Regions from separate parts of the Homo sapiens genome. Here region 2 is linked to region 1. A link is an interaction called in ENCODE POLR2A ChIA-PET data of the cell type or tissue named here. Cell type or tissue: HepG2. All regions are shown on one strand.

What was found. Peaks named below come from ENCODE experiments on the same cell type or tissue, not always from the same donor. Only the 100,000 strongest peaks of a DNase experiment are listed, where the experiment ranks them.
Region 2: POLR2A ChIA-PET joins it to region 1 with 9 read pairs; 4 of 35 experiments call an interaction of 5 or more read pairs at or near these places.

The regions. Positions count from the first base shown.
Region 1 is chr16:12,210,278-12,215,277 of GRCh38, forward strand. All of the region lies in intron 14 of SNX29 (sorting nexin 29), which reads left to right. Among named protein-coding and RNA genes, the nearest start is that of SNX29-AS2, 160 kb to the right of the region's middle. In HepG2, no CTCF peak of the experiment used is centred here; DNase peaks (open chromatin) are centred at 864, 1,394 and 1,964; H3K4me3 peaks cover 2,074 bases.
Region 2 is chr16:12,283,292-12,288,291 of GRCh38, forward strand. All of the region lies in intron 15 of SNX29 (sorting nexin 29), which reads left to right. Among named protein-coding and RNA genes, the nearest start is that of SNX29-AS2, 87 kb to the right of the region's middle. RefSeq lists an enhancer at 1,005-1,134. In HepG2, no CTCF peak of the experiment used is centred here; DNase peaks (open chromatin) are centred at 2,010 and 4,840.

The DNA of each region.
Region 1 (5,000 bases):
GCTGGGGCTCCTCGTTTTGCACTCAAGGGACTCAGACGTTCCCTCCACTTTTTTTTTTTTTTTTTAAAGACACAGGGTCTTGCTGTGTTGCCCAGGCTGGAGCGCAGCTGGACGATCATAGTTCACTGCAGCCTCAACCTTCTGGGCTCAAGCAATCCCTCCTGCCTCGGCCTCCTGAGGAGCTGGGAGCACTGGTGTCCACCATCACTCTCGGTGGGACTGAGAAGTCTTGCCTGAGAATGGAGTCGATGCAGAGGAAGGTAGAGCCAAGAGACAGAGAAAGTGAATCCAGCCAGGCCTGAAGCTCCCTCTCCCTCTGGACTCCTCCACTGCCGAGCTTCCACCACCTTTCTGGTCCCCCTGGGCTTGTCTTCTTTTTTCCAGCTGCATCCTTGCTTCAGGTTGTAGCCAAGGTGTCCTCACCTGCTGGCCATTTTCTCTCACATGTTCCCTCCCTCCCTCATTCCCTCCCTACCTCCTCTTTTCCCCTATCTCCTCCCCTCCTCTCTCCCTTCTCTCTTGTTTCACTCTGCTCCGGTCTATTTTGTATTTGTTTGATGGGCTGAATCTCAAGTGGCCTTTACCTTTTCAGATACTAAGTTTGTAAACAGGAGACCTCATCGTTGCTCTCCCCACTGCTTGAAATAACTGCCTTCTGGGCACTGTTTTCACCTGCAACCCTGTTTTGAGGAGTAATTGAGAGAATTAGATGTAAAGTTCCCAGCACAGCCTTTAGTGCAGAGTGAGGCTTCATAAGCTGTTTTTCCCACCACCTCCCTCACTTTTTACACAGACTCCAAAACCCCTGGGTGGTTTGGGAAGTTAGGTTATTTGATTTGTGCAGAGTACAAGGTCAGGGCACCGTTTCATTCATTCAGCCAACATTGATTGAATACTCCTTGAGTACCAGGCACAGTTCTGGGTATACTTCAGGCCCAAGGAGACTCCTCAGGTTTAGTGGGAGAGATGGACACTAAACATATAAGCAAGCAGGTAATTTCGAATACATATTCTGATACAGCCCAACCTTTTCCCACAAGGCCTTGTAACCATCTAGAGAAATCCCTGGCTGACAGATAACAGAAGCTCTGTTCATTGGGTACCTGTAACGTGCTGGGCCCCGGGGTAGCTTTCCCTGCAGCTTTTTTCCTTCTAACAGCTCTGTGAGGATGGGACTGTTGCCTCCATTTTACAGATGTGAGAAACCAAGGCTCTGAGAGGTGGATGTGCTGAAGCTCACTGTATTAGTCAGGGTTCTCCACAAAAGTGGACCAATAGGGGTGTGTGTGTGTGTGTCTGTGTGTGTAGACAGATTGAGATTGATCGATATTTTAAGGAATTGACCCATGTTATGGTGGCATCTGTCAACTCCAGAATCTGCAGGGTGGGCCTCTAGGCTGGAGTCCAGAGAGAAACTGATGTTGCAACTCAAGTCCAAAGGCCGTCTGGGGGCAGAATTCGTACTTCCTTATGAAACCTCCGTTTTTTGTTTGTTTGTTTGTTTTTTCTTCTTAAAGCCTTCAGCTGATTGGATGAGGCCCACTCTCATTATGGAAGATAATGTGCTTTACTGATTAAACTGTTAATCTCATTTAAAAAATACCTTTACAATGACATTTAGACTGGTGTTGGGTGAAATATCTGGGTACTGTGACCTAGCCACATTGACACATGAAGTTAATCATTACAGTCATCCACCTAGAAAGTAGTAGAGCCGAGATTCCTACCCAGATCTGTCTGTTAAACCCATGCTTTCCCCAGTGCTTCTGAAGTTTATTCTCTCAGACGTGTTCTAGGGATAGTGTATGTTGCCTCTCCTGGGCCTCGGTGGTGGTGTGTGACGAGCTAGCCCAGAGACGCCTGCCTATGTGGGGCAGCCTCTGTGTGACTGGCTAGCATTTACCATGTACTTTGTCCTGAGAAAAAATGCGCCATGTTCGCCTTTCCCCCCGGAGACTGAAAACTGATTGTGTGCCATGAGTCACATGGGGAGCCAGGTTAGAGTGGGAGGGACTCGGAAGTGGACATCAGGGTTGGCGGAAAGCAGAACCATTGACTTTCCGCTTCTCAGGAGCAGGGCTGTGTGTAGACTGGACCTGCTCTTTGTCCTTGAAGGCTACTTCGTCCATGGTAGACAGAAGCCATTGCCTGGAAGAGGAGCCTGGGGAAGTGTTAATAGAACTGGAGCGGGAAAGGCAGGCACAGAGCTTCTGGTTGGAGGAACCTGTCCAATCCCAGCCCTGTCATTTACTAGCTCTGAGCTCACGGAATAAGTTGCCATCTCTGAGCTTCAGTATTTCCATTTGAGGAGTAAAGATAATATATATTTTATATATGTTTGTAGGCCGTTTGTATATCTTCTTTTGAAAAATGTCTGTTCTTGTTTGCTTACTTTTTAATGAGATTATTCATTTTTTTCATGACTGATGTGTTTGAGTTCCTTGTAGATTCTGGGTATTAACCCCTTATCGGATGTGTACTTTGCAAATACTTTCTTGAGTGGAGAAAGAAAACGTGGTATGTATACATCATACAATACTACTCAGTCATAAAGGGCTGGGCGCTGTGGCTCATGCCGGTAATCCCAGCACTTTGGGAGGCCGAGGTGGTTGAATCACCTGCGGTCAGGAATTTGAGACGAGCCTGGCCAATATAGTGAAACCCCATCTCTACTAAAAATACAAAAATTAGCTGGGCATGGTGGCATGCACCTGTAATCCCAGCTACTCGGGAGGCTGAGGCAGGAGAATAGCTTGAATCCAGGAGGTGGAGGTTGCAGTGAGCCGAGATCGTGCCACTGCACTCCAGCCTGGGTGACAGAGTGAGACTCTGTCTCAAAAAAAGAAAAACACAAACAAACAAAAAAAACTACTCGGACATAAAGAATGGAATACTGTCTTTTGCAGCCACTTGGATGGAACTAGAGGCCATCATCCTAAGTGAAGTAACTCAGGAACAGAAAAATAGCACATCCTCTAACTTAGAAGTGGGAGCCAAGCTGTGGGCACACAGGGGCATATAGAGAAACATAAGGGACATTAGAAACTCTGAGCAGGAGGGGAGGCGAGGGATGAAAAACTACCTATTGGGTCTAGAGTACATGTTGTTTGAGTGACAGGTACACTGAAAGCCCAGACTTTGCCGCTACACAGTTCATTCAAGTCACCAAAAGCCATTTATACCCTTAAAACTGTTGAAATAAAGGAAAAAAATAAAATTAAAAACAACATTGACTTTATAGAATTGTTTGCAGTTTAAAAGTGATGACACACGCAAAGTAGCAGGCAGTGGTTGGTGTTGTGGGTTGGAAATGCATTTAGGAGAGTGTCCAGGCTGTGGAAGGTCACAGCACATTAGCAGACACCTGTAAGTTAGTTTCTCCAAGTGGATAAATAATTAAGATGAGAATTATAGAGCAAACCTTTTCAAAAGCTTTTCCATCCATTACCCTGACAAAACAGTATTTGTGTGATTAGCCAGTTTCCCGACCTTTAAGTAAACCCTGAACAGGTAAGCCCCAGTACCCAGCTATGTGGCCACCCCAAATTGCAAGGTGGGCTGGGAGACGTGGGGCTTATTTGGCAGATAAGGAAGGAGCGATGAATACTGGGTAGGCAGCCAGGAGTCCCTGCTGCTTCTGGTGGCCTTGTGGGAGGATGAGGCTGTTGGAGTCAGGGATGGAGGGTGCTAAAGTCCCATCAAGCCACCCCTTTTTGCCCCACTCCTTGGGAAAACGTCATCAAATGTTGGGTCATAGCTGCAAGAGGATCCAGTCCCAGGTTCTAAAAGTGGCCCTCGTCTCTCTGGCGACCTCCATTAAGGGGTAACGTTTTATTTGTTCGACCTGATTTCCTCCCTGGCAGGGGCTTTCTTCTCCCAAATCACTGCAAATGGAATTGCCTGGAAATATCAAGTATCGATTCACGATTGTTGTTCATTTCATTTTTATTGTTTGGTAGGAAACAAAGACCCAGAAACACAACAGGAACAATTGGAGTGCCTCAGCTCCCTCCTCGGAAGGAGGCCAGACGTATATTTATTGTTGTCGTCATTAACTTTTTGGGGCTGTCTCAGCATTGTGTTTATTGGTGTAGTTTGTCAGTCAGCTTTTGTTTTCAACTGCTTTCTGTCCTGGGAGCTGACAGGTGGCTTGTTTTGTAAAAAGCCACTTTGATTTTGAAAACTGCTCTATTTTAAGTTTCTAATTGCAGCTTTTGTAAGGAAACTGGTCATTTTGTTTTGCTCGAGTGGGTAATGATGCCGTGGACCTTGGTTGAGAGTGACTTGCCTGAATATTTTTTTTTTTCTCAGACTGAATGGAAGAATCGATACCCTGCACAGAGAGAGAGCCTCTCTCCTGGTCTGGGCTTAATTCACTGGTTTATGGCTTCACTTGCATTCTTTGCATTTCCGTAGAAATAGACTCCCTCCTTGTCTTCCCTGTGGGGTGCCTTCTATTTACTCTGCAGTCTCCCTGATGCCTGGCACACCACACTGACCTCCAGATACCCCTGCTCCAGGAAGCCATCCATGATTTCCCTGCCATCATTTTTGCTAGTTGGTCACTCCCAGGTCTATTGCTGCCTATTTTATACTTTAAAAATGTAATCTCTTTATTTCTGTGGTGACAGATTCAAGAAACATTAGCCAGGATATAAGGTCATGAGAGTAGGGACTGAGTTGATGTTGATACTGTTGTGCACCTAGCTTCCAAAACAGTGCCTGGTCCCTGGTGGGTTATCAGTAGACATTTGATGAATAAATGAGTGAGTGAATGCATGAATGAGTTTGCTGAGCACCCAGTAATAATAGCCAACATGCATTAAGCACCATTGCTAGACCCTGTGCTAACTGCTTCATGGCAACTGTCCTGTGAGGTGGGTACTATTATCCCCATTTACACGGGAGAACTGAAGCTTAGAAAGGTCAGAGACCGGCTGGGCACGGCGGCTTCCACCTGTAATCCCAGCACTTTGAGAGGCTGAGGTAGGAGGAGGGTT
Region 2 (5,000 bases), 73 kb after region 1:
GACTACCCTAGATGGAGTTGTTTTTTTTTTTTTTCTTTTTCTTTTTTGAGACAGAGCCTCACTCTGTCACCAGGCTGGAGTGTAGTGGCGTGATCTTGGCTCACTGCAAGCTCCACCTCCTGGGTTCAAGCGCTTCTTCTGTCTCAGGCTCCTGAGTAGCTGGGACTACAGGCACGCATCACCATGCCCAGCTAATTTTTGTATTTTTAGTAGAGATGGGGATTTCACCATGTTGGTCAGGATGGTCTTGATCTCTTGACTTCGTGATCCACCCACCTCAGCCTCCCAAAGTGCTGGGATTACAGGCATGAGCCACTTGCAGAGCGACTTCTGTTGCAAAGTCATTGGTGTTTCATCTGTGAGTTGCATTAGCTCTTCCTCATGCCAAGAGTGGTCCTAAGTTACAAAAATGAATGGGACGCAGTGCCTGTGTTTAGGGAGCTTGCATTCTTGTGGGTGAGGCAGACGTGCCTGTTCTAATTGTCAGGACAGATAATTGAAGTGCAGAGGTAGGGTTATACCCACAGGCCTGGAGCTGTGTCTTTGACGGCAGTTCTGCAGAGGTTGGCACCTAACCACAGCTTCTTTAGATAATTCCTCCCCACTTCTTAGGGACTGTTAGTGGTGATGCTCAGAATTTCTTCTGTAAACTTCCCCATGCTTCTTGAAATTCTAAGACACCAGAACAGAAACAACCAAGGTTTTGAAGATAAGATATTGGACACATCCAAGATTGATCTCTTCTGAGACTCTTGCTTCTTTACCTCTTTTAAGTACATTTCCTTTGGTTTGGACTCATCTTCAGAGATGTTCTATTCTTTTTCAGCAGTTGTCTTCACAACAATGTGAAGTGTTGGCGACATTCGGACTTTGGGCCTGCATCACTTTGTCGCTGCCTTCTGCAGCCTGGTGACTTGGAAAGCACATGTATCGCGTGTCAGACTGAGTTCAGATTTGCCACTTACTGCCGTATGTTCCTGGGCACGCCCCCTAACCTCTCTAAGCCTCAAGTTCTCTGTTAGTGAAATGCAGCCAGTCATACCTGTGAGTGGGTTTGTTTTGGGAATGACACATAAGAACCCAGCTGAGTGCCTGCAGTAGACAGGAGGTGTCTCTGTGCTTCCTCTTCTCCCCTCCATCCTGACTTTCTTTGGAGGGCTTCCCTCTCCACCATAGCGTGCTGTCTGGGTGGGACAGTATGTCCAAATGCTTTGCCCTGGTTTTGGTTCAGGGCTGGGTACATGACCTGAGCTAGGCCCATGGGGGCTTTAACTCTGGAGTTGTATAAGAATGCAGCAATGCTTGGGAGGCCGTTTATTCAATAGCAATTAACAGTAAGCATTTATTCAATAGACTAATAGCAATGAGTCTGATAAGACTCTAATTGTTTTCTGTGTTGAACTTGCCAGAACTGCTTTGGTTTCGGTTCCTTTTTTTTTTTTCTTTTTTTTGAGACAGAGTCTCATTCTGTCACCCAGGCTGGAGGGCAATGGCACAATCTCAGCTCACTGCAACCTCTGCCTCCCAGGTTCAAGCAATTCTCCTGCCTCAGCCTCCCGAGTAGCTGAGATTACAGATGCGTGCCACCACACCCAGCTAATTTTTTATATTTTTAACAGAGATGGGGTTTCGCCGTGTTGGCCAGGCTGGTCTCGAACTCCTGACCTCAGGTGATCCACCCACCTTGGCCTCCCAAAGTGATGGGACGGATTATAGGCATGAGCCACTGTGCCTGGCCTCAGTTACTTTTCTGAGCCTGATTTCCCCACTTTTCTGCCTGTTTATAGTGAATTCTATTTTAGCTTAGGTTAGAATCTGTTTATTTTGCTTACCAGCGGTGCTCTCACTTAGGTAAAGCTTTGTATCCGTATGTAATCAGTAGATGCCGTTTCCCTTCAGTTCTCCTTCCACTCACTGTTTAGCAGGGCTTAGCTCCCTCATGTTGTCTTCGGGCTCTCCCAGCTCTTGCTTGCCGGCACCGTTTTCTAGCTGTTTGCCCCACTTGTGTATCTTCTGCTTCAATATTGCCAGTCCATCCTCTGCAAACAGAACTTTACTCCCTTCCATATGGCAGGGCTCAGCTAGCTGATGATTGATTTTTAAAATTATAAGACACTTATCGTTTACTGTCTGAGTGTGGTTAGTCCCTGAATTTTTCTTGTGGGTAAAATAAATGGTGTATTAGCAACATTTGTTCTCATTATAATGGCAGAGTCGCTATTAATGGAAAAGTAAGCTTGAACATCAAGCTGGTAAAAAATACACTCATAATCACACGCTGTAGATAACTGTGAATGTGATCATCATTTTAATAAAGTGTAAAAATTCCGGAAGCAGCCAGGACCTTGGGAGCAGTTACACCACCAGTGCCTGCCTCATAAATTGGCACCAATGGGTTCCAACACTTCTCATGCGTGTCCAGGAGTCATTTTTGTATAAGAGCAGCATGGGCTTTTCAATAAAATACTGGATTTTTTATAAGGACTCAGGATAAAAAACTCTGAGCTGAGATCTACATTAAACTGATACTCAAAATGAAAGGTATGATGTTAGGTTTATTTATTTATTTATTTTTTATTTTTCTGATGGAGTTTCACTCTGTTGCCCAGGCTGGAGTGCAGTGGTACGATCTCAGCTCACTACAACCTCCGCCTCCTGGGTTCAAGTGATTCTCCTGCTTCCCCCTCCACAGTAGCATACGCTACCATGCTCAGCTAATTTTTGTATTTTTAGTAGAGACAGGGTTTCACCGTATTGGCCAGGCTAGTCTCAAACTCCTGACCTCAAGTGATCCTCCCACCTCGGCCTCCCAAAGTGCTGGGATTACAGGTGTGAGCCACTATGCCTGTCCTGTTTGTTTTTTTTTTTAATCACATGAAGCTGAGTGGATTGAGACCAGGCTCTTACCTCATATAGTTTGATTACCAAGCAAAATGGAGTGTTTAAGTGTCTCCTATATATCAGTGAAAAAGGGTAAGAAGTTATAGTTTCTAGCAGGATAGGTGTAATTCCCACTGAAGTGTGAATGACTAACAGGGCTAAACCTCCAAGGATTTTTTTTTTTTTTTTTTTGAGATGGAGCTTTGCTGTATTGCCCAGGCTGGAGTGCAGTGGTGTGATCTCGGTTCACTGCAAGCTCTGCCTCCCGGGTTCATGCCATTCTTCTGCCTCAGCCTCCCAAGTAGCTGGGACTACAGGCCCCACCACCATGTGAGGTTAATTTTTTTGTATTTTTAGTAGAGATGGGGTTTCACCGTGTAAGCCAGGATGGTCTCGATCTCCTCACCTCATGATCCACCCGCCTTGGCCTCCCAAAGTGCTGGGATTACAGGTGTGAGCCACTGTACCCGGCCCCAAGGTGTCCTTAAAATTTTTTTATTATGTAAAAGTTGAAACATATACAGAAATAAAAGTGTAATGAGCCTCTATGTACCCATCACCTGGCTGTAGCTGTTAGTACCTCTTGGCCAGTCTTGCTTCATCTGTATCCCGTCCCACCCATCAAACCTCAGCCTCTCATGGTATTTTGAAGAAAATCCCAGGTTCCATATTATTACATTCCTGAGTATTTCAGAATCTATCTTTAAAAGATAAGAGGTCTTTTAAAAACCCCACATTACTGCAATACCATAGTCATACTTTAAAAAGCCTGTTAAAAGAGGCTCGTGCTAGTCCCATTGATTCTTGGGTTGGAGTATCAGGGAGAGGAGCTTCTTTAAGAACGTCTTTTAGGGGGCCCCTGGCTCACTCTTTCTCCTTCCCAGCTTCCCGAACAAGGAACTGGAGCATCTCATTTATGCAAGATGGCTAAGCTCGGAGCTTTTCTGTCTTTTGGATGTGCCCTTTGCTTGGCTCTCTGCCTTGACTTCAGTTAACAACACACATAGTCATGTCAGCAGCACACTACACAGGCCCTGGGAAAGTGAGGGATTTGGAGATGAGGAGGTGTGACCACAGCCTGCAGGCTCCACCAGCGTATGGGTTTCCAGCCTCCAGCATGGTCTCCTTTACAAACAGACTCCTTCCCTAAGGAAGGTCTCTGAAGGAAGAGGAGGCAGGCTGTATCTCACAGGTGTCTCTCTGTTTTTTTTAAATTTTTTTTTTAACTGGTAAAAAGTAGGCAAAAGAGCATAAAGAACTTCCATATACTCATCACCCTACTTCAATAGTTATCAACTCTTGTCCAGTCTTGTTTCATCCACTTACCCTCCTGTTTCCCCAGCATCAAGTAGTGTTTGGAAGGAAATCCAAAGCACAACGTTGATTTCACCCATAAGTAGTTAGGAATATATTGGTAGTAAACTACAAGGACTGTCTTTTTAAAACAGAAAAAACTCTGTAGTATCATTATCACACCCTAAAGTTAGCAGTAATTCCTTAGTATTGTCAAATATCTGGTGAGTGTTCAAATTTGTAGTTTAAACAGGTGTTTGAATCAGGATCCCAGTAAGGTCCCCACCTCGTGATTGGTGATGGATCTCTTCAGTGTCTTTTAATCCATATGTTCTGTCACCTGTGTCTCCCTGCCTCTCCCTTTCTTCCTTACGTGTCATTTATTAGTTGAAGAACCTGGGTTGTTGATCCTAGAGAATTTCTCCTACCAGTGTTTTTTGAGGGTGTATTACATGTGTGGTACTTGGTGACCTGTTAGGTTTTTCATGGCATTTTATGAAAAGCAGCTATAGATATTGATGTCACAGCCTGGGCAATGTAGTGAGACCCTGTAATTACAAAAAAAAATTTTTTTAACTAGCTGGGTACATCAGCATGCCTGTGGTCCCAGCCACTCAGGAAGTTGAGGTGGGAAGATTGCTTGAGTCCAGAAGGTCAAGGCTGCAGTGAGCTATTGAAGTAGGAGGTGGGACTTGACTCCAGAGGCGGGACTCAGACACTGGACCAAACTGACTACTAGCTAAAACAGGACTGGGTGGAAGCAGCTTTCCATCAGACATGCCCGTGGGTGCCATGTCAGTTTACCATTATCATGGCAACATCCAGGA